Linked DNA regions of Homo sapiens: regions 1 and 2 are each linked to region 3. The links are chromatin loops, found by intact Hi-C in ENCODE. Cell type or tissue: PC-9. All regions are shown on one strand. Links, peaks and the distances in the headings refer to the core of each region. The heading gives the core; the rest is flanking DNA.

Region 1 (8,416 bases), core at 159-8,158, 66 kb after region 3:
TAACAATGTTGTTAGGAAAAAAATAGAAGTAAAAATTTATCCCCTCTGTGTGTTTGTGCATGCACTTGTGCTCCTGCATGTGCATGTACTTAAAGATTTTTCTAGCCATTCATCCATTAATTTAAGTCAAGAAACTTTGATGGTCCTGTCATGAGCCATACACTGTCTAGATACCAGATATGCAGATATGAATGAGGACACAGTTCCTCTCCTCCAGGCAGTCCCTGTCTAGTGAGTAAGATGGATAAATATATTATCCATTAACTAATGTGATCAACGCAATAATGGAGTAGTAGATTCAGTGCAGCAGAACCAATGTGGCAGGTCGAAATACTCAGTGTAGGTCACAGAAGGCAGGCTAATTGCACTTTCTACTACAATATCTCTGTAGCAGAAAGGTGGAAGCCTGTTTGGAATCCAGTGTTAAAGTATAGACTCTGCTGGCTTCAAGCAATAAGAGCCTGCTTTGTGACAGTATTTACTGGACATTAAGGATGGGAATATTCAATGCTGGAGGGCTTATTTGGAATGTGTTTTTGTGTGTGTGCATGCATGTGGGTACACATGCTATGTCTGTAGACATTATAGTAGCATCCTATTGCTGTTCTAACAAATTGAGTGTCTTAAAACATCTCAAATTTATCTTACAATTTTGGAGGCCAGAAGCAGGAAATGGGTCTCAGTGGGCTAAAATCCAGATATCAGCAGGATTCCTGGAGGCTCTAGGGGAGGATATGTTTTCTTGCCTCTTTCAGCTTCTAGACATTGGCTGTATTCCTTGGCTTACAGTCCCCTTCCATCTTCAAAGTCAGCAGTGGCTGGTCATGGGAGTCTCAAATTCTTATCACTCTGACACTGACTCTTCCGCCTTCTGCTTCCACATATAAGAGCCCTTGTGATTACATTGGCCCACTTAGATAAACCAAGATAATCTTCTATTTTAAAATCATCTGGTTAGCATCCTTAATTCCAGCTGTCGTCTTAGTCCCATCCCCACCCCCTGCCACCACATAACATAGTATATTCATAGGGTACATGGGTAAGGATGTGGGCATCTTTGGGAGGAGAGTCTTTATTCTGCACAAAGGTGCAGCTAAGGATTGTATATCAGGGAGAAAATGTAGAAAATTAACAATACAAGGAAAGTACTTTACATCTGAACACGAGAGAGATCAGAACTTGAATCGCTTAAGAAACTGCGTTGTTACATGCACTATGTGCCATGATGAGACAGAAATTACGCAGATAATCAAATGGAAAATGTCATATAAATGTTGTATAAAGATGACGGAAAGAACATTCTGAACACTTTGTATGAAGGAAGGACAAGAGAGTTGTCTGTCAAATAAGTAAGAGGTGGTGCATTTTGCTGATAGGATCCCAAATCCAGTGTAGCTAAGAACATTGTTGCAAACTTTAGAGGTCATTAGAAATTTAGATCTACCCAGAATCTTTAAAAATGTGCCATTTTCCTTTATATTTCTTACGTGTTCAGTGAAGTCATAAGCTCTTTGATAACAAAAGCTAAAACATATAACACCATGTGCCAGGCACTTTTCCAACTGCTTCACAGGTAGTAATCATTTACTTATCACCAGGGCCCACTTCTAGGGCACTGGCCTAGAAAGTCACACAGGACCTTGCACTGAGAAAGATCCCCACTTGGTTTAATGGTTTGCTGTTACCATCTTGAAATTCTTAATAATTTTTGAACAAAGGGCCCTGCTTTTTCCTTTTGCACGAGGCCTCATAAATTGTATCATTGCTCCTGCTCATCACGATAAAGCAATATATCAGATACAATTATTATCAACATTTTGTAGAAGAGGAAATTGAGGCATAGAAGGGTTAACTTGCCAACGTCACACGGCTGTTGCATTAGAGAGCCAGGATTTTAAACTGAGGTGCTTTGAACCACTTCACTCTCCTGCTTATTTGAGATAATGTCTTCTTAAATGTGTCTGTTCCCCAACTATGACACACTGTCTGGTACATGGTTAGCTTTCAGTAAGTGCTTGTTGAACAGAATTATGTTTGATGGTCTTTGGTAAAAATGTTCATTTCAGTTTTCAACTAATAGAGATGAAAGTAAAAAAAAAAAAAACCTGAGTCTCTTCCAAGACATTTGTGTAAACAAGCAAAAATCAGCTTTTTCCCTTTGCATAGTCATATGTCTGAGGATGTTCCCTTGTTCAAGGTATGTTATTTATTATGTATTAGATTTATACAGCAAAATTTTCTGGAGAGATCTGATAAAATGACACAAAGCAATATTTTTCCACTGTCCTAATTTATCTTGAAGAAATTTGAACTTTATAAACATTGGTGTTATATATATATATATGTGTATATATATACACACACACACATATATATTCATCAATAAAATTGCTATAAATGTAAATACATGTGTATGCAATAAAGTGAGAATAGGAGAGCCATATATAATAATAAACCAGAAGGATGGGAGAGGTAGCTGAATTTGTCGGTTGTTACACCTTAAACAAATTTAATGCACATCTTCTGGGGTTTGCTGTGTGCCATATGCTAGGCAGTATGAGGGAAAATTCGTAATAATTGTATTAGTAAGAATAATAAAGTCATTCCCGGGAGCGCAGAGTCAGCAGATTGAGACAGGGATCCCAACCCCCGGGCCACGAACCGGTCCAGGTTCATGGCCTGTTAGTAACCGGGCCACACAGCAGGAGGTGAGCACAGGCAAGCGAGCATTACTGCCTGAGCTCTGTCTCCTGCCAGACGAGCGGTGGCATTAGATTTTCACAGGAGTGTGAAACCTATTGTGAACTGCTCATGTGAAGGATCTAGGTGGCATGGTCTTTCTGAGAATCTAACTAATGCCTGATGATCTGAGGTAAAAGAGCTTCATCCAAAAGCCATCTCCCACCCACCAGCCTTCGTTCGAGGAAAAATTGTCTTCCAGGAAACCGGGTCCCTGATGCCAAAAAGGCTGGGGACTGCTGAGCTGAGAGATCCAATCATATGGAGGTCTCATCAGAGAGACTGTATGGCAAAGACTGGAAGAGAGGGCATAGTAGGAGCACAAGCCCAGGGCTTGGACATTTTAATGATGATTCTATCAGTTGAAAACATGTAACTTTGGGCCGCTCACAGCCATTATGTATATTTCACCATCTGTAAAGTGGGGCTAATAATATCCCTTCTACCTACTTCCAGAGATGATGTAATTACTAAATGGATCCATAAATATGAATGCATGCTGAACATTTTTTAAAATGGGAGGAGGAGGAGGGAGGCATTAAATTAAGGTGTTTTTCTTGCACTAAGTATTGTTCCAAATAAGACATAGGCAATAAAATCACAACATATGAAAAAGAAGCCTTATTTAGCATGAAACACTGCTATATTATTTTAATCCCTACTTTACTACCTTACCTTAGATAATTCATATCTGGTGATTCAGATACTTGTTGGACCAAAACAAAGAGATTGAAGATGTTAGCAGTGCTAATTTATTTTCAGCTTTAATTCACCATGTTATGTAATCCATATTTGGTTGACTTGGATAGCTAATGGAGAGGGCAAAACATGAAGATGTTGTAAGTACTGACTTATTTGATTCATTTCATTATGTTATTGAGCATTTATTATTTATAAGGCATTATGAGTGGCACAGAAATAAACAAGATAAATAAGATGTAGTCTATACCCTTACAGAGTGCACAGTTTACTAGTGACAATGGGAATAAAATGTTTGCATACAAGACCAAATGTATTAAGTGCTGTGAGAGAATAGCTGCAAGGATCCACAGGAGGAAGTGACCATATGAAATAGAAAACCACGTAACTAACAATCTGAATGTTGTCTTTGGCAAGAAAAAACATAGTTTAAAATAAAGCAGTGTGGAATAAATAGAAAGTGTAGGAGAAGGTATTATCATTTTATGGAAATCCCCTAAGTTGCTTTATAAAGAATAACCAATGCTGCCCAGGAGATTGTATATGTTGGCAAATTTTTTCATAGCAACATTTACTGTGGCTTATGAAAATTTAAATTTCTCTCCTGAAAGTTTTATTGCAAAGAGGAATAGTTTTGAAAACATGACCAGGAGATCTAGGAGTAAAATAATGTTATGATAAAAACCTGTAGCCTGGAGGTTATCATAATGAAAAAAAAAATCTCACTCTAGCTGGTTCAGATCATTCCAAAATAGGATTATAATATCTGCAGATTTCCAACACAAGAGATGAAAATCCCACCACGAATACACCCATTTACATTCTTGTGACCTGGAATGACTGTCAGAGTAACTCATTGTTTTATTTCAACAGCCAAGCCGAGTGCCTTAGAGTTCATTATCACCGACTCACTTTAAACCGTACTGGCCAGCACAGTAGGACAGTTGAGGCTCCTCCTTGAGACACATATAAAACATGGAACATTGAGAAACCAGCTTTTGGTTGTCAGTATTTTTGAAAAGAGAGTACCACATGACAGATACACGAAGTCTAGAGTGGTTAAGAGTGTAAGAACTGCATCTTGTGTCTTTTTAATTTTTTTTTTACATTGAATCAATGATTGTATGATAAGTAGTGTAACAAAGATTTCAGGAGCAAATATGCACCAAAGCACTGGATTAGACCTGTGCAGAAATTATTAAAATTACTCCGGGCTAAGGGCTTTGTTCCTGCTGGCCACCTGCAGTGTGTGGTAATGCCCTTTTAACGTTCTATCCAGGGCCCTGCATGGACTGTCTGATTTGACATTGGACACTACTAAGAGGAGACAAGCATGCAGAGAGAGAATGATTAATGTAAGCCCTTCTGTAACTAGCCAGAGGCTTAAGGAATTCTTTTCTGCAGCATTCCAGAGATAATTGCCTACCACTTTATCTAGGAGAGTGTTGTGTCATTAAAAAAAAAAAATGGCATACTGTGACACCTAAGAGGTTGGTTATGTTACAAATAAGGAAGGAAATTAAAAACAAAATAGAAAATAGAGAAAAAAAAACGAGAATAGAGGGGAGTATGTAGAGTGTTTGAGGGAGGATGGGCATTGTCTGTTTCATTTGTTTTTGAGTTAATAAACGCAAAGGTTTGATAAATTTTTCCTTTACGTACCGACAAAGTTTCATGAATTCTCTGAAAAGTCAATGTTTTGTAAGTTGAAGGCAACAGACTTGCCAGCTGGAAACCTTTATTTTACAAATTAACTCTCGCTCTATTATTAATGTCTCTATAAATGAAACTCTAATATAAGACACTAAACAGAGTACATTTCTAAAAATAATTGATTTTATATATATAATCAATTATTTTAAAAATATATATTTATTATGTATATTTTATATATATATATATATAACATTATTGTGTTTGAATCCATTAATGTCTTATATGAGACCAATTCTGTTCCAATTTGGCATTAGCAATCCACAAGAGCATGTTAAGTTCCAAAATATTGTAGCGAAATATCTTCTTCATCATGCTGGGGCTGGGGGCTAGGAGAGATAATCGACTTCAGTTGTGTACAGAATGCCTGGGTGCTCCATATGGCCTATTTTCCATTGGCAAGTGAGTCCTTAAAATCTTAGGGAATTCTGCTACATATGCATAAATATTATAAATTAATGTTCTAATGTGCTTTGAGGCCCTTGCTGAATGAATGGCAGGCAAAATGAAATGAAAAATAAAACATTTTTTAAAGAAACCATAGGCATGTGGTTCTCCCCAGGCACTGGAATTAGGAATTTGATATACATTTTTTTTTTATTTTAACTCAATGACTAGATCCTTCCTTTTCTGGAATGAACTCTTGGGAGATGTACTTAAATTAGGCCTTTTCTTGACACCTTAGCATTCAGAAGGGGCTGTAATCATTCCAGTCAAATCCCTTGCCTCGTTCTTAACTTATCAATGTTTCTCAAACACATTTTAAAGGGTTTTTTTTCCCCCTTTTAAAATAAACATAGACAATGCATTAAGCCACGTGGAAGTGATCTATCAGAAAGCTTATCTAGAAAAACAGCACTCAATTAAGAAGCCAGTCCCTGGCTTTGCTAGAGCAGCTCAGGCAGCCCAAGAATTCTTTTTCTTTTTTTTCCGTCTTTGTATTTTTTTTCTTTAGTGAAGATTCAGATTGGTTCTCTCTATGCACATCCTGGAAGTGGAAAGAACTGTGGATCTTATTTTCTGTGGCAGAACAGTGATTTACAGGGAAAATAGTTCAACTGAGAACCACTAAATGCAGAAAGTCTAGCATCCAAGACTATACCCTCAGATCAGGGGCCAACGTTTCTTAGAAATCAACTCATCCACATGTTGAAAAATCTAACTAATTTATGGACTATAGGGAGAAAAGCATCTCCCTACTTTCTTCCTACCTTCCTTCCTTCCATCCTTCTTTTTTTAAGGTATTTACTTTGAAGTATTACATTAGTAGGCAGAGACTGAGTAAAATCAAGTAACAATAGAGCACTAGTATGAAAGGGCATCCTGAATTTATAATATTGTTTCTCCAATTAATAATTATTAAATATACAGTATATATCTATGTTATATGTAGTATATATAATAATCACAATTGCTATATATAATAATTGCTATGTATTATGTAGTATACTCTCTCTATATATATGTGTGTACATAACCAATTAATAATTACTAAGTATTTTGGACCTGAATTATCATTATTCATTAGTAGAGATAATATAGCCAAAAGGAATGAGAAGGGGACTTGTAGTCAAGCTGACTTAAGTTCAGTCCTCAAATTTCTTGGGCCTAATTTCTTCATATGTAAAACAGAAGTAACGATAGTTTTTATATAGCTATTGTGTGTAAGCTGCAAAATATGCTAAATACCTGGAATAGTGTCTGGCTCATGGAAATAATAAGTGGCAGCAAGTATGATTTCGTATTATGCAAGTTGAATAATAATTATTGGCATCCTAGGCCCATCCTTATGGGGGTCACGGTAATTTTTATTTTTTGCCATAGAACCTGTGATGAGAGAAATGTAACACTTACCCCAGGTCACCCAATAAGTCACTCTATGTCATTAGGACTTAAGGGTTTTCAGCTTCACTGTCTGATTTCAGTCCATTAGGCCACAAAGTCATCAAAACAAACCAGAAAAGAGCACCATCAAAAGCAAAAGTAATAAAATCAAAGGATCCTGGAGCAGTATTGTACTAAAAGCCATCTGCTATCTTAGTCTATATTCTCAACCCTCTTGAAATGTTATTTGTAAAGCTTTAAAAGGCTTGACTGGAAACCTTCATGTCTTTTTAAAGATACAGTATATCTATTGCTGACTCATGCATGCTAAATTAAGAATTGTAATATGGGTTTTTGAATATACATCAGAGAAATGCCAATACTTTTTCCATTGCCAAAGCCCTTAGGCTTTTGCTGTTGAGAAAGAGGCTTTATGATTAGCTAAGCAAATGATTAGTGCGACAGTAGCAATGATGATGAGTGTGTGTGTGTGTGTGTGTGTGTGGTTTTGTAACTGTTTGGAGGAGTAGGGGTAGTTGAACAAAATATTTGCACCACTGAAATGATAATAAATATTGGTATGCATTTCTTTTCAGTTATTTTTTTTTTAATCTAATGTCCTTATCTGCCTGCTAGGATTTCTGTGCCATAATCAGGTAGGAGAAAAAAAAGACACAAAACTGCTGTCTTAGCATTTCCACTTGACTTTGGTGCCTTGTCTCCCTGCCTTGCTCTGTCGGATGTCCTTATTCTTTCCACTTCTTTTCTCATTTGGACTTGGCAGGAATGCCTTAGCTCAGTGCCAGTGTGGTAACCTTAAACTCGCTTACTTAAGTGGCTGATCTCATCGCTTCCTTTATGTGGTTTGTGGGATTTTTCCCCTCTTTGCCTTATTACGTCCCTTGACCACCTTGCAGCTTCATCTATCTCATACTTCCGTTATTGTATTATCCTTTAAAAATAAAACAATAAATATTTAAAACATAAAGCATTTTTATGATAGTTGTGGGGGTAGATATTTTTATAGAAACAATAATGAGAAAAAAAATGGATTTCTCCAAGCTTTATAAAGCCCCAACTACGCAGAGGGCAAATTCTCAAGTTACAGGATTCTACTTGTCCTATTTCTGAGGAGCAGAACAAAATTTTTTTTGCAGATATTTTAAGAGATGGCAAAACAGGGAAGCAAACCAAAGTCATTACAAAAGCCTCCCAGTGTAGACCCAGCCATCTGCATATAGTTCACAGAACTCTTCTGTTTATTTATGAGTCGTGGAATGTGTAAAGCCAACTTCTAGCTGTAAAAGGACGTACAGTTGCTCTCATATAATTTCTTTGGCCCTTTTTTTTTTTCTGCAAAACCAAGAGTTTGCTTTCTCATATTCAAGGAAACACTGCCATGCATAAGGACCCAGTTTTTGGGAATTCCGATTCTTTTGCA
Region 2 (8,416 bases), core at 159-8,158, 96 kb after region 3:
GGAAGTGTGTACATAGTGAGATATTACGGAATTACATTTAAGAAGTGATAACATATTCTATCCAGTGTTTTTACCAAGATAATATCTTATGCCAATTGCAAATATCCTTTTAGGGTTTGTCGCCTATGCTGTCTTCCATTGCTGCAGATTTTAAATAAATGCACAGAAGAATTTTGCTTTTTGCTTTCTTTTCTTAGTAGCTTCTCTCAGTTCAACAACAAAAGGGTCATAAGTGAGACCAAGTGGAGCATCACTTGATTTAGTCTTTCTTACTTGAAATGAAAATATTTTTTCTCTTGACATTCTGAAGTCTGCAGCACTACATTATTAAAGGGTTACTATAGTACCATGAGACTGATTTAGTGTCGCCCTGAACCACATGATTATGGAAACATAGTTCTGATTATGAGAATGTATTGCCAAAAGTGATTTAAAGGAATTAAAAAAAAAAGATTTTCCAACTGTATACAACAGATAAGTACTAAAGTAAATTCTCTCATTTTTATGAAAGGAGTTTTATGTCTGGACAGCTTTGGCATTACCAATAAATGTGTTCCCTTTGCAATTTCAAAGCACTCCAAATTCGTATGTGTTCCGGGATCAGAGTACCACTAAGGGAAATTGGATTTTTGCCTGGTGGTTATGGAATAACTTCCCTTTGCTTGAAAATATTATGGAATGAAGAAGATATTGTATTGGTTTCCTGCCCAGAAAATGATGCCTCATTTCCTGATTATGCAGTTAGCTATTCTTTCTTCTGTAATCTCAAACCACTGAATGTGGCTATAATATAGTTGTTCTCAACCAGTGGTGATTTTGCCTCCAGGGAAACATTTGGTGATGTCTGGAGATGTTTTTGGTTGTCACATGGAGGGTGGCATCTAGTGGGTGGAGGGTATGGATTCTGCTAAGCATTCTACAACACAGAAGCTAGGTCCCTACAACAAATGATCGTCACGCACAAATGTCAATAGTGTTGAGGCCGAGAAATCCTGATTTAATGTTTATTGCTTTACGTATGTCTAACCTCTGGCTTGTTAGGTTTTTCCAGGGCAAGAATTAGCCTTCTGCCTCCTGACGTATCTTACAGCATAAAAGCTGTTCCATAAATATGGAAAGAGGAAAGACTCTCAAATGTGTCTGACTAGGATTGTTAACTTCTTATACTTCTCCATATACTCATTGGTGAGGTTGGAAATCATTATTTAAACTTTTGTATTGAAGTTTGGCACACACAAAAATTTCATCCACACAAAAAATTCTGCATTTTATTTCAGAATGCTTGTGGGTTTTTTCCAACCCCCAAGAGAATAAATTTCATAATTGTGTATTCTGTGCAGAAATATCAACATAAATGTGCTTTCCTGAAGCATACATCTGCTGTCAGTGAGGCTGACTGTAACTCAGACATATGCTGGGTGGCAGCAGATAAGTTTGGAATTAGTTGTGATAGGTTATTCACAAAATAGCTAGAGCGCATGACAGTAATCAAGAATTCACTGTAATTACTTTAATCTGTGATTGGCTCAATACAGTGCACAAAAGACTGGCAGAGGAATTCTGCAACCAGAGAGGAAGTTGGTTAATTATTCCAAGACCATCTCTTTTTTTTTGTATTGATTTTTCAATTGTATGACCTTTTCATTCATTTATATGTTTATTCATTCAGTAGAATGTGTTAATTACACTAGGAGCAATTAATTACACTAGAAAGAAAAAACAGCACAATAACATGTCTCCTGACCTCTCAGTACATCCCGAATATGAGACAGACATGTAAACAAACCCATAATAGCAATATTAATTGTATTCCTTCCTTGAAAAAATAGGGAATTTATAGACTCAAATTTAATAAGCAGTTATTATGAGAAAGTCCTTAAGTCCTTCAATTTTTATCTTAGAAAGAAAAATTATTGGAGAACACACACACACACACACACACACACACACACACACATTTTTTGTTGCCAAGGGAGCCAGCTTAATCTACCAGTGAAAATAGTGAAGTTTAATTTTTTTGTTGTTCCTAAAATGGTAGGATATAGATGATATACTACATTTACATGGATGACAGACTTGTTTATTGCACAATAAAGTCAGTCCATACAAATTAGATGCTTTGGTATTCTCTTCAGTGGTCCTATACTGTGAATGAAAAAGTTTGCACTTTCAAAGTTCAGCTGAGGAAACCTCTGATTCTGTTAGATATTTCTGGTTACTAAGACACTATGGCTTGGTCCAATGTGTAAACATCTCAGAGTAATTCAGTGCAAAAGTTCTCACAGGCTGGATTAGGGGTGGAGTTTTACAAAGCACAGTTGAATAAGGATAATAGGAAAAAAAATTTAAGGCAAAATTCAAATAAAAAAATGAAGGAGATAAACTTCAAGAGCAACATCAATGACAACAACCTTCAGGAGTTTTATATAAGTTACAACATAAATTAGTACTGAGTGTGGCTTTCACAACAAAATGAGCTCATGTGATTTTAGAACACTTGATTAAGATGAAGCATATGAGAAGTAGGAGCTGATAAACGGTCTAACACTGATCATACCCTACTAGTTGCTTAGTGCTTATTTTTAGGCATCTCAGGTAACAAGTGACATAACACAGTCAAAAACTAAAATAATTTTGAAGAGGAAGGAAGTCAGGATGATGAAAAAGCCATATAAAAAAAGGCTGAAGATTTCAATAATGTTTGACTTGGAGAACATAGGACTTGGGATGTTCCTAAGGTTTTATGTTAAAAATTTGAAATGTTTGAACATTTGTCATGCTTAAGAGGAATTACATTGTAGTGTTCAGGAGAGTGATCGATATTTATAGGAAGGGGGGCTTTTAATAAGTATTAGAACATCTCAGTGGGGCAGATCCAAAAATGAAGTGGAAATCCTGGAAGTAGTGAGTTCCCATCCCTAAGGGTTCTTCAGGAGAAGCTAGACTATAGTCTGGAAGGCTGTTCACTGAATCTCATGTGGGGAATTTGGACATGTGAGCAACATTGTTCCAACCATATTAAATACCACCTCGTAAGCTTGTAGAGCTCTAGCAGTGCATGACACTTAGGCCCTGAGATGACAGTTGAAGGTCCATAATAGTTTGTAAATATTCTTAATAATTTACAGTGTTTTTTAAGGAAAATTAAGTACAACGTATTTTAAGGAAAATTACCTTGGAAAACCTCATAGGAAGGAACTGATAGAAATATACATACCTTCTATCTCTCTAACATAGCCAGTCTTTTCTCAGTTGATGAACAGTTGACTCTTAAGAACCAGTGGAAGTAGCTGGCATACTTATAGAGTATGTTGTATGAAAACCATGTGTTTTTTGACCCTTGAATCACATTTGGCACGGAAATCCTCAAATGCTGGAAGGAAGATGCCTGAGAGAATAGCAGATGCATTCTTATCCTCTTGTTCGAATTTAGGGGCATACTTCCGTGGAGTGGAAAACTGGATAAAATGGTGTACACAAGTTAAGCTCCTTCTGTGTTTTTGCCTGAACCTAGTTGAATTCCTGTATGTTAAATGAACATGAAATGACTCCACTCCTGTCTTTTTAAAGCTCTCTTATTACCTGATAGTCTTGAGTTATTTCTGCTCATTATCTCATGGCTCTTTCTACTTCCTTCCATTGCCCTCCTTTCTTTACTTGGCAAAATTTTAAAAAAGCTGGTTCTATATCAAGAAGCTTAACTTTATTTACATGTTGGTAATGAGGGGAGATTTGAGAAGTTTAACCTGGCTTGTTACTTAACAGGTTACTAATTACCTAACATATCTACATTATTTCATTAAATTATCTAAACTTCCTCCAGAAAGAAGTATTGCTATTAATATTGTAAATTTAAGGAAACAGATGCTTAGTCAGCTTGTGTAGCAAAGACTTAAACAGAGGCAAAATGAGATCTGTTTGACCTGAAGTTCATGCTCTTTCCATTATACACAACAGCTTTCCTTATTTGACTTAGATCTTTTTAATAGAGGCATTTTTGGGCTGATTGCTGTAACGTTAGAGCAAATATACTCCAGTTTCTAACTTTTCTGTTCAATTTTCCAGGTTACATTACTGTGAAATGAAGTGACTGGATATTTTGCTTACACAGCTTTGCTCAGCAATCAGTTGCTTTCTGGCCATGGCCATAAAAGGAAAATTCTTTCCACAAATAGAATCTCTGGCAAAAAAAAAAAAAAAGTATTGTCCTTTTGATGTGTTTTTACTCCTTTCTCTGCAATCCTTACATGGTAAACTGGAATAAGACAATCGTTTACAGAGAAACAGGACTTGCAAAGGAAAGATGAAACCCTTCTGCAGCCATTAAAGAAGTTTCTGTATGTAGCCCTCATTTTGATAAAGCAGTAAACCTGACGTTTTGTTTTCCTTTTTCTTTTCCTTTCTTTTTGGTTTCCCCCCAGAACACAGAGCTGGACTTTGGTTGGGGTAACAAAAAGGAAATGAAACCTTATTCTTAAATGTGAGGTAGATCTAAGGTTCATGGTGTAGAAATGGGAAAATTGTTTTCTACACCTTTGCTTGCTACCATCTAGATGGAATTAGAGATTGTTTGCCCAGGGTGATGAGATTCAATTGGTATGTCACCTCAGGCTGTCTGTACAGGTCCATGGATCAGAGCTCTCTGTGACTTCCCAGAAATGTAAACCACAGATGGAGAATTATTGCTGGTTTGAACTTTTAGTTCTGATTTGATTTGTTTATCCTGTGTAGAATTAGTCTCTGTATGCTAAGGGAGAAAAAGGTAAGAATGGAGGTGAGGGTCCGTCTTAGTATTTCCCACAGGCCCCCTCACAGAAATTGTTGGAATTTTAAAGAATATACTCAAATCAGTAAGAAAGTATATGTTTTGTGATGTGCTTTGTAATTATTTACAACATTTGTCCTATACTTCAGGGCACCTAATACTCAAATCATTGTTCAGCAAGGAAGAATGAAAGCCTCTTTTAAGATGGTACATGATGTACTCACTAACTTTTGCATTCCTAACCATCATTTTTTTCTCCTGGATCTCATCACCTAAGCTGTAGGCTCCTTGGGGGAAAGGAAGGACAAGGATTTAGACATCCGTGGATTCAACTGAGAGCCTGGCACACAGCCTTTCTCTGGGTAGGAGCCCACAGAAGGTTTGGTGATTCACTGGTGCCGCCACTTCCTTGCGAGAAAGGGGAAAACAGACATGCAGTGTGATGTGGAATATGTCTATTTGTCCCTGTCACTCATATGGATCACCTGAGGGGAAAATAGCATTCATTTTTCATTCTGATGGTAGGGCTATTCAAAAGAGATACTTGCATTTTATCAGAGGTGATATCCTCATTTTGAGAAACTAACATATAGTTCTGGATTAGGATGCAGTTTAAAAATTGCACGATATTTTTAATATACATTAAAATGTAGGTCTGTCAATCATGCTGGTTTTTCTATAAGAGGATGTCATAAAACCTTTCCCTAAAAGAGGCTCAAATTTGAAGCCACATTAGTTATTATTAATAGTTATTATCCATCATTACATGTCTTATAAAATCCGTCATTTTCACTACTTTTCAGTAGTCCTGTCAGAAATGTATTCTGACAGAAATAAAAATTCATGCACTACTAACTGGGACTTCAGTTAATGATACCAACTGTTATGAATATTCACTTTTTAAAGCTACCCTTTCTGGCGAAATTCCTATATGCCAGGCATGGTGCTAAGTGTTTTACATACATCACCTCGTTTAATCCCTATTATAGTGCTATTTTAAAGATGAAGAAATGGTGATTTAGGTTCATTTGCATGCTAGCATCATACAAAATGGTACAGCTGAAATTCAAGTGGTATGTCAGATTGCAAAACCCCAATTTTAAACATTACGCTGCTGACTTAAGTTCCTTGCTGAATTGTCTCTGCCTTTTCCTGAGCACTTACGAGCAGGCGTTGTGTATGTTCTGATTTAGCTTCTCTGACAAGGAATGTTCAGTGCCTTCCATTTTATGATGTTTATTCAAAGACTTCTGTTTGTAATGGCAATTCCTTGTGCTTAATTTTTTTCTTTTTTTTCTACTTTGTATGATTTAAACAATATAATTAAATGATAAACTCTCTGATGGAAAAAAAAATCTATGTTTATGTAAGTGTGACTGATGGAAGCCAGGACCTAATATCAAGAATTCTTGACCCCTGGAATAGGCCTGTTGTTTTAGAATCCAAGAAAACAAAAGCAATTTGTTCTTTTACTGAAGAGCCCATCCAAAGTAAAGCTGTCAGACCCTAAAGTGTTGTGATGCATCTGTATAGCCATATGCTGACAGATGTTTCTGTATGTAACTCTAGCTTTCTGATGTACAGGGTGACTTCCATGCAAATATTTTTGTCTTTACTTGTTGAAGTTTTATCTGCAAAATAGTTCAACCATATGAAAAAGAATTAGTAAAATGAAAAGGGGTGAACTAAAAATATACTATGTCAAAAGAAAACCAAAAATGTTATCAAGCATTCTTTTTTTCAGCTGGTGATGGAGAACAACGTGTTAATCTTGGATTCCTTCTGTCAGATAGCACAGAAATACCACAAGGTAGTGTGCCAGTTCCAGGGTGGCAGCTAATCCACTGATCACGCAGCAGCATGCCACCCCAGAAAGATAAATCTTCAGTCTCATTAGGACTTCATGTAAAAAAGAATTTTGTTAACAAGAACAAGGAAAACCTATCAAAAATTAATTAAGATATTGTAGTTTAGCCTGTGTAAACTCAGAAAATAATTATGTTGATTTACTTTTTTTTAAATTGTACTTTAAGTTCTGGGATACATGGGCAGCACGTGCAGGTTTGTTACATAGGTATACACGTGCCATGGTGGTTTGCTGCACCCATCAACCTGCCATCTACATTAGGTATTTCTCCTAATGCTATCCCTTCCCTAAACCCCACCCACTGAAAGGCCCCAGTGTGTGATGTTCACCTCCCTGTGTCCATGTGTTCTCATTGTTCAACTCCTACTTATGAATGAGAACATGTGGTGTTAGGTTTTCTGTTCTTGTGTTAGTTTGCTGAGAAGGATGGTTTCCAGCTTCATCCATGTCCCTGCAAAGGACATGAACCCATCCTTTTTTATGGCTGCATAGTATTCCATGGTGTATATATGCCACAGTTTCTTTATCCAGTCTATCATTGATGGGCATTTGGGTTGGTTTCAAGTCTTTGCTATTGGGAACAGTGCTGTAATAAACATATGTGTCCACGTGTCTTTATAGTAGAATGATTTATAATCCTTTGGGTGTATACCCAGTAATGGGATTGCTGGGTCAAACAGTAGTTCTGGTTCTAGATCCTTCAGGAATTGCTATACTGTCTTCCACAATGGTTGAACTAATTTACACTCCCACCAACGGTATAAAAGCGTTCCTATTTCTCCACATCCTCTCCAGCATATGTTGTTTTCTGATTTTTTAACGATCGCCATTCTAACTGGTGTGAGATGGTATTTCACTGTGGTTTTGATTTGCATTTCTCTAATGACCAGTTGTGATGAGCTTTTTTTCATATATCTGTGGCATGCATATATGTCTTATTTTGAGAAGTGTCTATTCATATCCTTCGCCCACTTTTTGAAGGGATTGTTTGTTTTTTTCTTGTAACTTTGTTTAAGTTTGTTTTAGGTTCTGTATATTAGCCCTCTGTCAAGTGGATAGAATGCAAAAATTTTCTCCCATTCTGTAGGTTGCCTGTTCACTCTGATGGTAGTTTATTTTGCTGTGCAGAAGCTCTTTAGTATAATTAGATCCCATTTGTCAATTTTGGGTTTTGTTGGCATTGCTTTTGGTGTTTTTGTCATGAAGTCTTTGCCCATGCCTATGTCCTGAATGGTATTGCCTAGGTTTTCTTCCAGGGATTTTATGCTTTTAGGTCTTATGTAAGTCTTTAGATTTACTTTAAAAATAAAAAAAGAAGAAAGGAATTTTTAAAAAGAAGTTTAAAACTAGAATGTCTCATTTGGAAATTTTTGTATTTGTTATCTCATCTTATTTTATTCAAGACAGGTAAATGTTCCTCCTAACCATAGAAGGCTTCTATGGAGCTGCAGCTTTAAAGACTATCTTTGACAAAGACTGCTCTCTAGATGTGTTATTGCCTCCAGGAAGTGCGAAAATAGCACCAATTGGTTTCCCTGTTGCACCCACAGAAAGATCACATTTTGGCATCACTTGGAAGCCATTGTTTGCAGAAGGCAAAGCTGTCAGTGACTCATTTATTCTCACCTCTTGTCTAATGCTTTGCTTCAAGCACAGTCTTGGCTATGCCTCAGATTGATCTTCAAGCTCCTTTTTGTTTTTCTTAGAGGTCCACATCTAGTTATTACCACTGGATTTTGCACATTGCGGCACCTGTAAACATCTTCTATGCCCCAAATTCTGAG
Region 3 (8,416 bases), core at 228-8,227:
TTAGATAAGACGTCACAGGAAAAGTGGCTGGGGACACTGTGCCAGACAGATCTCTCCCATTAAATGTAGGGAAAAAAAAAAGGAACTGATTCTGATGAAAAGCCCCCTCTAATTGCAAAATGTCACTGTGTTATAAGTGAGATCTAGTATTATGACGATTCTAAATTTAAGAGAATATTTGTATACAGTTTTAAGATATGCAACCCATCCAAGAAGGGTGGTGCATGCCAGAAATCCATCTATTTGGGAGGCTGAGGCAGGGGGATCCCTTGAGCCCAGGAGTTTGAGACCAACCTGGGCAACACAAGAAGGCTCCATCTAAAAAAATTTTCTTTGAATAAGACATACAACCAAAATTCAAATTTCTATTACTATTATTTTTTCTTTTGTAAGAATTCACTTGAAAAGTGATTTGATCTAACAAGACTTGTGGTGTGCTAAATGACAATGACACATAATCTGGAATTTAATCTTAAGACAACTGCATTAGGGGGTAGAAGGAAACACAGATTTTTAAATCCATTCAACTGAGATACTGGTGTATTTATAGGCATCATATAATAATGTGTTCTTTGTAGAAGTACTGTATTATATCAAATCTCAAACATATATATATATATATATGTTTATAGTGTGTATATGTGTCAGTAAGACAGTGTCCCATTTATATTTTTAAAAAGCAAGAACAAAGTATTTTCTATACTTTAGACATTATTTTGATAGAAAATTACCAAAAAGGATTTTCTTAAATGTTACATCTGATTTATTTGTATTATAGTTACTGTCATTTTTATCACAGTCTCTTCAAATTGCAATATTTTAGAATTAATCACTGTATTTTTTCAAGTTGCAAACAGATTCATAAAATGTACCATCCATCAAAAAATTTTAAAAGATGGGCTTACAGTTGTGAAAGATATGTATAATATCAAAATTATTACTCATCTCAAATATTTGTTGAAAGAGTTTGACCCGTTGGTATAAACCTATATCTGATACTTTTTTTTTTCTTAATGTCACATCAAGTTCTTAAATCACTAGTGGGCTGTAAATAACAGCCATTACAAATTCTCATAGTAATAACCTGTGGCCACTGAAGTCTTAGTATCTTTTCTCTGAATAGCTAAACTCAGCGTGGTTGCACATTTAATGATTCAATAGCAGGGTATGGATTTGTGAAAAGGAAATATAAAATGTATTTCCTGAATATGGAGTCTTTGTTCAGTATGTTGTCAGGTAAGAATTAGCGGTCTACAGTCATCCACTTTAATCTATGATCTAATCGGAACTCAAGAGCTAAATAAGAACACGGGTGATTAGACCTTAGTTAGTAGGGACCCCTAGGGAAAATTTCAGTGCCACAGGAAGTGATGCTAACGATTCATCAAGTGGTAAACTTGCCTCTGAGAAATTAATGAAGGGGCAACTTCACAGCCCGGGTATGTCTGTTGGATATTTCAACCAATCTGAGTTTTGCTAGCAGAAGTTCAAGGTACATTTTTAAGACAGGACAGAGATGGTAACAAGAACTGTGACGGTTTGTTCATAAAAACCTGGACTCTGATGAAAATCTTCCTTTCATTTGGGCTAGGAATCTTTAGTAGCTCTGCCAACAGTCAGGAAACTCTTAGTCTCCCAGAGGTACTGAGTGGAAAAGCGTTTTAGAATTTAAGTAAAATAGCAAAATCAGATCTTACTAGTAAGGCAGAATGTAGTGCCTACCTTGCAATTTAGAACACTGAATTAGAAATTTGAGAGAATTAAACTTTTCAGAATAATAAAAAATTCTTTGTACTGCTTATCTTCTGAAACAAACATCAATAGAAAGGAAAATTCAAGCCCTGTTCCATTAAAACCATTAAAGGAGCTGGCAAGATTGCAGTTTGCAATTTGTGTAACTTACCTCCTATCCTTCATTATTACAGTTTTATCAGTTGAACATGATATTTATGTCTCCTTTGTCTGAAAACATTGTTTAATAATTTTAATAGTCATTTTACCTTAAAAATGTGATACTCAGAATCAGAAAAATTCAACAGATTAATTTTAATAATTTACTTTTTTAGATAAAATGTTCTCACTCTATGTAAATGTATAGCTGCCATTACAATAAATTTAATGTCATGCATCAATCAATTGATGAGCCTTTAAAGATCTAGCAGTTGTATCTTATTTGATCTCTTAATTTATTGTTTAATTCAATAACTAAATGTACCTTTACTAAGCATATTGGCTAATCCAAGTAGTATGCATACATCTTCCAAGTAGTATGCATACATCTTCCAAGTAGTATGCTTTCACTTGCTTATTACTGGAAATGTCAGAACTTTTAAGAGCGGCTGAAATTATGTCACCAGTAGAAAGAAGGTCGAGTGGATAGCCTCAGCTGTGAAGCATTTGGTTCCTTTTCAGCTTCCCTAGTAAGCTCCATTTGCAAAGGAGATATGAACAGGAAGACCTCAGTTGGCCTGAATCTGAGATTAACCCCCTGTGATTCAGTCCTGCTAAAGCAGGAAATTGGACTTAATAAATATTGTAACTTAGTGAAAGTTTTAGAGCAGGAGATTTTCAAGTAAGAGAAGATACTTTTAAGACAATATCTTGCTGTTTTTATCACCAGTGAACTTATTTAGCCAGATGACAGTGTACATGTACATTTTCTGTCTTATCCATGACTCGGTTTTAAAATTTCAATTATTATCTTGCTATTTCCTACGTATCTTTAAAATCAGCTGGAAACCTTTCTTAGAATTGTGTTCAGCTACACAAAAAGTAAGGACCAACAGATGATGCTATTTGTAGTGAAAACAATTTGAAATAAAGCATAATTTTAAGCTAAATTTCTTCATGGAGTTATTGAGGATGAAATCAAGTCGAGGAGATGATACTTTCAGGTGGCTTTAAAACTGTATAATTTTTACAGCTGAATCAATCTAATATAGATTAGCAATGATTGTGTTTCCACTTCCATACACTATTTAAAATAATTGAATCTAGTGAGGAACATGGATCAGGGTCAAATAAATGTTTTCATAGCAATTATTGGCAGACATTTCCTTTCTGATAAGTTTCTCCAACATAGAAGTAGAGTTTGGATCTAGTTAAGTGTAGATGAGTTGAGTCGTGAGTTTTTCTGATTTTGAGAAACCACTTGCAGAGTTGCAGGACTGTAGGCACCAGGACTTCCTGCACGCAGCTAGTGTAGAGCCACATCTGCCTCCAGCTCCTGCTGACTTGGCTGCACCGCAGCCCCCTTAGGCCCTGCTGCCAGATCAGGTGTGGAGACACTGCAGAGCTGTCACTCCGCATGGTTTCCTGCAAGTCAGCTATCTCGTTCCCATCTGTGTTGGTATTCTTTCCTAGCTTTTTTCACTGCTTGCCTGGCATGCATATATTTATCCGATAAGCCTCAATTTGGCTTTAAGACTTGCCTTCCCAGGTAGAGACTAAAGATGAAATTTCTCCATGCATGTATCTTCCTTTTAATTGTGCTTGTAGTTAATACTTAATTCTTAAATTTGAGATGTTACTGTTTTAAGATACACTCTATCATGCATGTTAGCATCCGTTTACATGTTGTCTATACTATTTTGAGGATCTTAATGCATTAAGATCCACCCTGTTGTGAGTTTTGTTTGCTTTATGGTGTAAATAAGAGAAAATGAGATTACTTCAGTATATAAGGACTTTTTTCACTTTATGTTTATCTTACATAATTCTTTAAGCTAAGAGTTTACACTGTTCATCAGTTTTTACTTTTTAGAAGGAACTTATTCAGATAGCTTTATTATTAATATTCAGATGTGCCATCCTGCAAAGTCAGGGATGGATTACAAGGTGTGATACTTTTAGTCCATAAATGGTTTTTCTATAGCTAGAGCTTGATCCTTTGTGCTTTGCACCATTAATTGGCATTTTCAGCTATATTCTTGATTATGCAGCTAAAATTTAGCCTGAAGTGGCCAATCCCGCAGGCTTTGTACTTGAAAAACACCCATTGAATTTATTAAGAGTGGTGTACTCGTAATGGCCATTGGAACAGGCTTGGTGGGTATCCTGAGTTCAAAAATGAAAGGGCAGATGACTCAGGTACACCATGCTGTGATTAGAGAGCTATGAACAGCTTTCTCCACTTGCAGATTAACATCATTTCATGCTCTATTTTCAAACAAGTAATATCTGTTCTAAAAGTAGATTCCACCAGTGCTACTAACGTACCAAGTTCCAGTTGTCCTCACATGAAATAGTCCATCAGGTTTTCTTTTCCTTCAAGGAATAAATCATTATTGCTTTCATGTATTTTGGCAGATTTCCTTAGTTATGGGAATGTGGTTTGAAATGGTTTATGACTTCCTGCTTCTAAACAATAAGAAATAGCTTGAGTGTCTTGGCCCTATTACCCAATATGTTTGTTATGGAAACTGTTTGGGGTGAAGTAAATGGAAAGAGAAATATGAAACTCAGGTGGGAATTGAGTGCTAGCTGGATGATAGCTTGTACATTTCTGCCTTATAGATTCATTCACTGCAGTAACAGTAACTGAATGCCTACATCATGCTAACTACTCTTCTAGCTTAGAAGTTATAATTAAAGTTATAATATGTGCTTCCAGATGATTATAAGCTGGAAGCCTGCCAAAATTCCTATTAAGTACATAGGAATGAAATGCAACTTCCCCATTAAAAAACTGGAAAATTGAACAAAAAAGTCATTAAATAATTTTCACCGTGTTCCATTTGTTATAACTGAAGTTACACAAGAACCACATTTTGAAGGGGAAAACAAGATTGTCTTTCATTTGTCTTTTAAAAAAACAACCATATACACTATATGATTTATTATGAAAGAAATTTTGCAAAATATAAGCAACCTTACTTTCTGTAACTATTTTTTTCCCACCACAGAACACCACGAGTAAGCAGGCAGTTTATGTTTGAGCTGTGACAATTTCAAATGTGAACACTAGATTAGGTCTTCTTAGTTCTGGGAAGGTCACACCCTAAAACTTATTTCTATTGGGAGCTAACATTTCCTTGATAAAATAAGTTACCTAAGTGTTCTAAACAGGAAATAAGTGCTATTTGATCTATTTATTTTCACCAGATGGAAATATTCCTCCACATTTCTTGTTTTTAATTTGTGTTTCTTATTTTGAACGAATTCATAATTTTGCCCTAGCTACATAAAAATGACCATATTTGAACCAGTTCTAGATCTGACAAATGACTGTTGTTAAATTAGGATTATAGGGAAACTCAGAAGTTGTACTTCATTGTCAACAAAACAAAATAAGACTGTAAACATAAGCCCTTGCATTCTGGGACTCTATCCAAACGCATTCAGCAATTTGGCTGTGCCCACCTTCAGAAAAGCCATAATTTGATTCTAGGATCTGGGTACCATAATGCAGTCAGAGGATCTTAGCATTCAATAGGCACTCGTGGGGGCTGGGGGTTAGAAGTTGGTCAGTTCTGTTTCCTTGGCACCTAAAATCTATTCTCCTCCTGGAGCTCTTTGCTGCTCACAGAAAAGAAAAGTACACAATTTTATACATAAATGTGATTTTTAAATTTTGTTTTGCAAGAAGACTCTCAGATTAATCATTCCAGAAAATATTTTGTAACTTTAAGATTTTAACAAATCTGAAATTTTCTTTAATGATTGCAGACACCGGGAATCATAAATAAATAGGAAATTATCCTCGGTTATTAACTGTGAATGCCTTTTTATTTCATAAAATGCTTTATGAAATTTTATCATAAAATCATAAAGGTAACGTAAAGTGATAGAAGAAGAAGGGAATATAGGAATATAGATAGCCTTTTCTTTCTTTCTTTTTTTTCTTTGAGATGGAGTTTTGCTCTGTCGCCCAGGCTGGAGTGCATTGGTGTGATCTCGGCTCATTGGAACCTTCGCCTCCAGGGTTCAAGCGATTCTCGTGCCTCAGCCTCTTGAGTAGCTACAATCACAGATGCCTGCCACCACGCCGGGTAATTTTTGTATTTTTAGTAGAGATGGGGTCTCACCATGTTGGCCAGGGTGGTCTCAAACTCCTGACCTCAGGTGATCCGCCCGCCTAAGACTCCAAAAGTGCTGGGATTACAGGCGTGAGCCACCGCTCTCAGCTATGGGTCACCTTTTCTTGTACACTTCCATAGGTTCTGATTTTGTATAACCAACCTGAAACATGTTTCAATGCCAACACTAAAATGAATGTATTTAGTTAAAACTCTTTGGTTTCCAATATGAGAAATCAGCGGAAGACATTTTATGCTAAAGTTGGGAATACATGGGACCTAATCTTCAGAAATGGATTGGAAATTCAAGGCCATCATGTGTATTCTGTCTCCCTCCCTCTCTTTCTCTATCTCTTTCTTTGTTATCTTTTTCTTTTCTAGAGGTAAAGCATGGCTGACAACTTCATAGTTCCTGAATTAGCCTGTTATATGCCTGTTTACCTACAAAACTGCTACTGTGTTTGGGTGGCTATTTCAAATGCCAGGGAGAGAAACTCTGGCTCAGCTTGGTTAAGAGTTGACTCTTCATTCCATCTGCCATGCCTAGAAGAGAAGAGTCATGAGGCAGGAATATGCCTTCTGAAGGACTGTGACTCTAGCAAGGCAGGGATTTTCTCAAGGAGCTATGGATAGGTATCTTTGAATAATAACAGTGGTAATGATAAATAAACACTTACTGTGTGCCCAAAATTGTGCTCAGTATTTTACTTATGTCATCCCATATACACAGCTATTAGTAAAGTGCTGTAAGTTTTTAGAAAGTGTTTTTACATGTATTATCTTGTTAATCCTAACAATTCCTTTATCAAATAAATGCTATACTTTCTATTTTATTTATTTATCTAATCCCTTTTTTTTGTGAGATAAAGTCTCATTCTGTCACCCAGGCTGCAGTGCAGTAGCACAATCTCGGCTCACTGCAACCTCTGTCTCCCAGGTTCAAGTGATTCTCACACCTCAATCTTCCAAGTAGCTGGGACTACAGGCATGTGCCACCACACAACCAGCTAATTTTTGAATGTTTGTAGAGACGGGATTTTACTATCTTGGCCAGCCTGGTCTCAACCTCCTGACTTCAAGTAAGCCACCCACCTTGGCCTCCCAAAATGTTGGGATTACAGTCATGAGCTACCACACCCAGCCTACTTTCTATTTTATAGTGAAGAATTTCTTGCTAAAAGTTGAGTGTGTTTTTAAGTGAAAGAGCCAGAAGGGAAACCCATGATTTCTGATTCCTGGTTCAAAGATTTTACACTTGAAAGTGGTCTCCTTTCTGCAAGGTGTCAGCAATATAAAAGTATGTGAAACATGGTAGTTGATCAGACGAAAACACCTACAGCCCTGTATTTAGTGTCTGTTAGTAGCATCATGGACCTCTCATAATCATACATTGTGTTTTTCTTCTCTTTTTTTGGATAAACCTTCTATTTTTTTTTTCTTTTTCTTTTTTGGGAATGTATTGCTTAGGAATGCACTCAGCTGCAAGAAATAGATTCAACAGAGTGGAATGAGGGGTTTATGTTTTCCTTATACAAGACTCTAGAAGTCATCCGCAACTTCCACTGAAGAATCATGGTGCTGCTTTCCTCTTGCCCACCATCATAAATATTTTATTTTCATTACCATATTCCCCAGAGGGTTGCTGTCTCTCCAGCCACTAAGTTCCTATTTCAGGTGGGGAGAAAGTTGAGGGAAAACTTCACTTCATCCCATTTCCTTTCTATTCTGGGAGGGATTCCCTTCCCAAAGATTTTTCTGTATATCTTCTGACCACATAATTCTGTGGTCAGAATTATGTCACACAGCTTCCCCTAGGGACAAGCTAGATGGGAGTGTGAAGGTTTTTCTTTTTAATTTTTATGACATTGGAAGACAAAGGAATGGGCCATCCCATATTCCATTTAGTGGGACTGGAAGTAGCACCTGAGATCTTGGTACCACATGCTTCTAAGTTCTCCCATGTAGTTTTGCTTCAGTTACGCTTTTTCAGCATTTTCTTTGCTCAGTTGAGTGATTTCAATTTCTTTTATGTCTCTTAATAGGATTGCTTTCTGACTTTTCTCTGACCTCTAGAGTCCCTTTCATTGATTTCTTCTGAATCCCTGTCTCCACCCATACCCAGGAGGGTGTATATACCTACATATTCCCAAGAGGATACTTGAGAACTGTCTTGTTCTCTCTGTACCCTTCCTTTGCATCTCATAGATGAAACTGGAGAGACATGGAGAGGCAAAGTTACACAGCAAGTTAGTGAACCAAAACCACACTCCATGCCTCTTAACTCTTAGGCCTAGCTTTTTAAAGTATTACTAAATAATAAGTTTTTATGTTTATGTATGTCAAAATTTTGGAGCAAAATAAAACCACTGGTGTATAAAGTGTTTATTACAGAAAAAAAT

What was found. Peaks named below come from ENCODE experiments on the same cell type or tissue, not always from the same donor. Only the 100,000 strongest peaks of a DNase experiment are listed, where the experiment ranks them.
Region 1: a loop joins it to region 3, with 2.7 times the contacts of the local background. A loop is called at or near these places in 4 of 110 quality-filtered maps.
Region 2: a loop joins it to region 3, with 8 times the contacts of the local background. A loop is called at or near these places in 4 of 110 quality-filtered maps.

What each region holds. Positions count from the first base shown.
Region 1 is chr4:30,832,575-30,840,990 of GRCh38, forward strand. All of the region lies in intron 1 of PCDH7 (protocadherin 7), which reads left to right. Among named protein-coding and RNA genes, the nearest start is that of PCDH7, 120 kb to the left of the region's middle. RefSeq lists an enhancer at 4,518-5,078. In PC-9, for the core only: no CTCF peak of the experiment used is centred there; DNase peaks (open chromatin) are centred at 4,807 and 7,387; H3K27ac peaks cover 1,306 bases.
Region 2 is chr4:30,862,513-30,870,928 of GRCh38, forward strand. All of the region lies in intron 1 of PCDH7 (protocadherin 7), which reads left to right. Among named protein-coding and RNA genes, the nearest start is that of PCDH7, 150 kb to the left of the region's middle. In PC-9, for the core only: no CTCF peak of the experiment used is centred there; a DNase peak (open chromatin) is centred at 4,609; H3K4me3 peaks cover 642 bases; H3K27ac peaks cover 2,660 bases.
Region 3 is chr4:30,766,043-30,774,458 of GRCh38, forward strand. The region is part of intron 1 of PCDH7 (protocadherin 7); the gene reads left to right. Among named protein-coding and RNA genes, the nearest start is that of PCDH7, 50 kb to the left of the region's middle. In PC-9, for the core only: no CTCF peak of the experiment used is centred there; a DNase peak (open chromatin) is centred at 4,349; H3K4me3 peaks cover 1,911 bases; H3K27ac peaks cover 3,023 bases.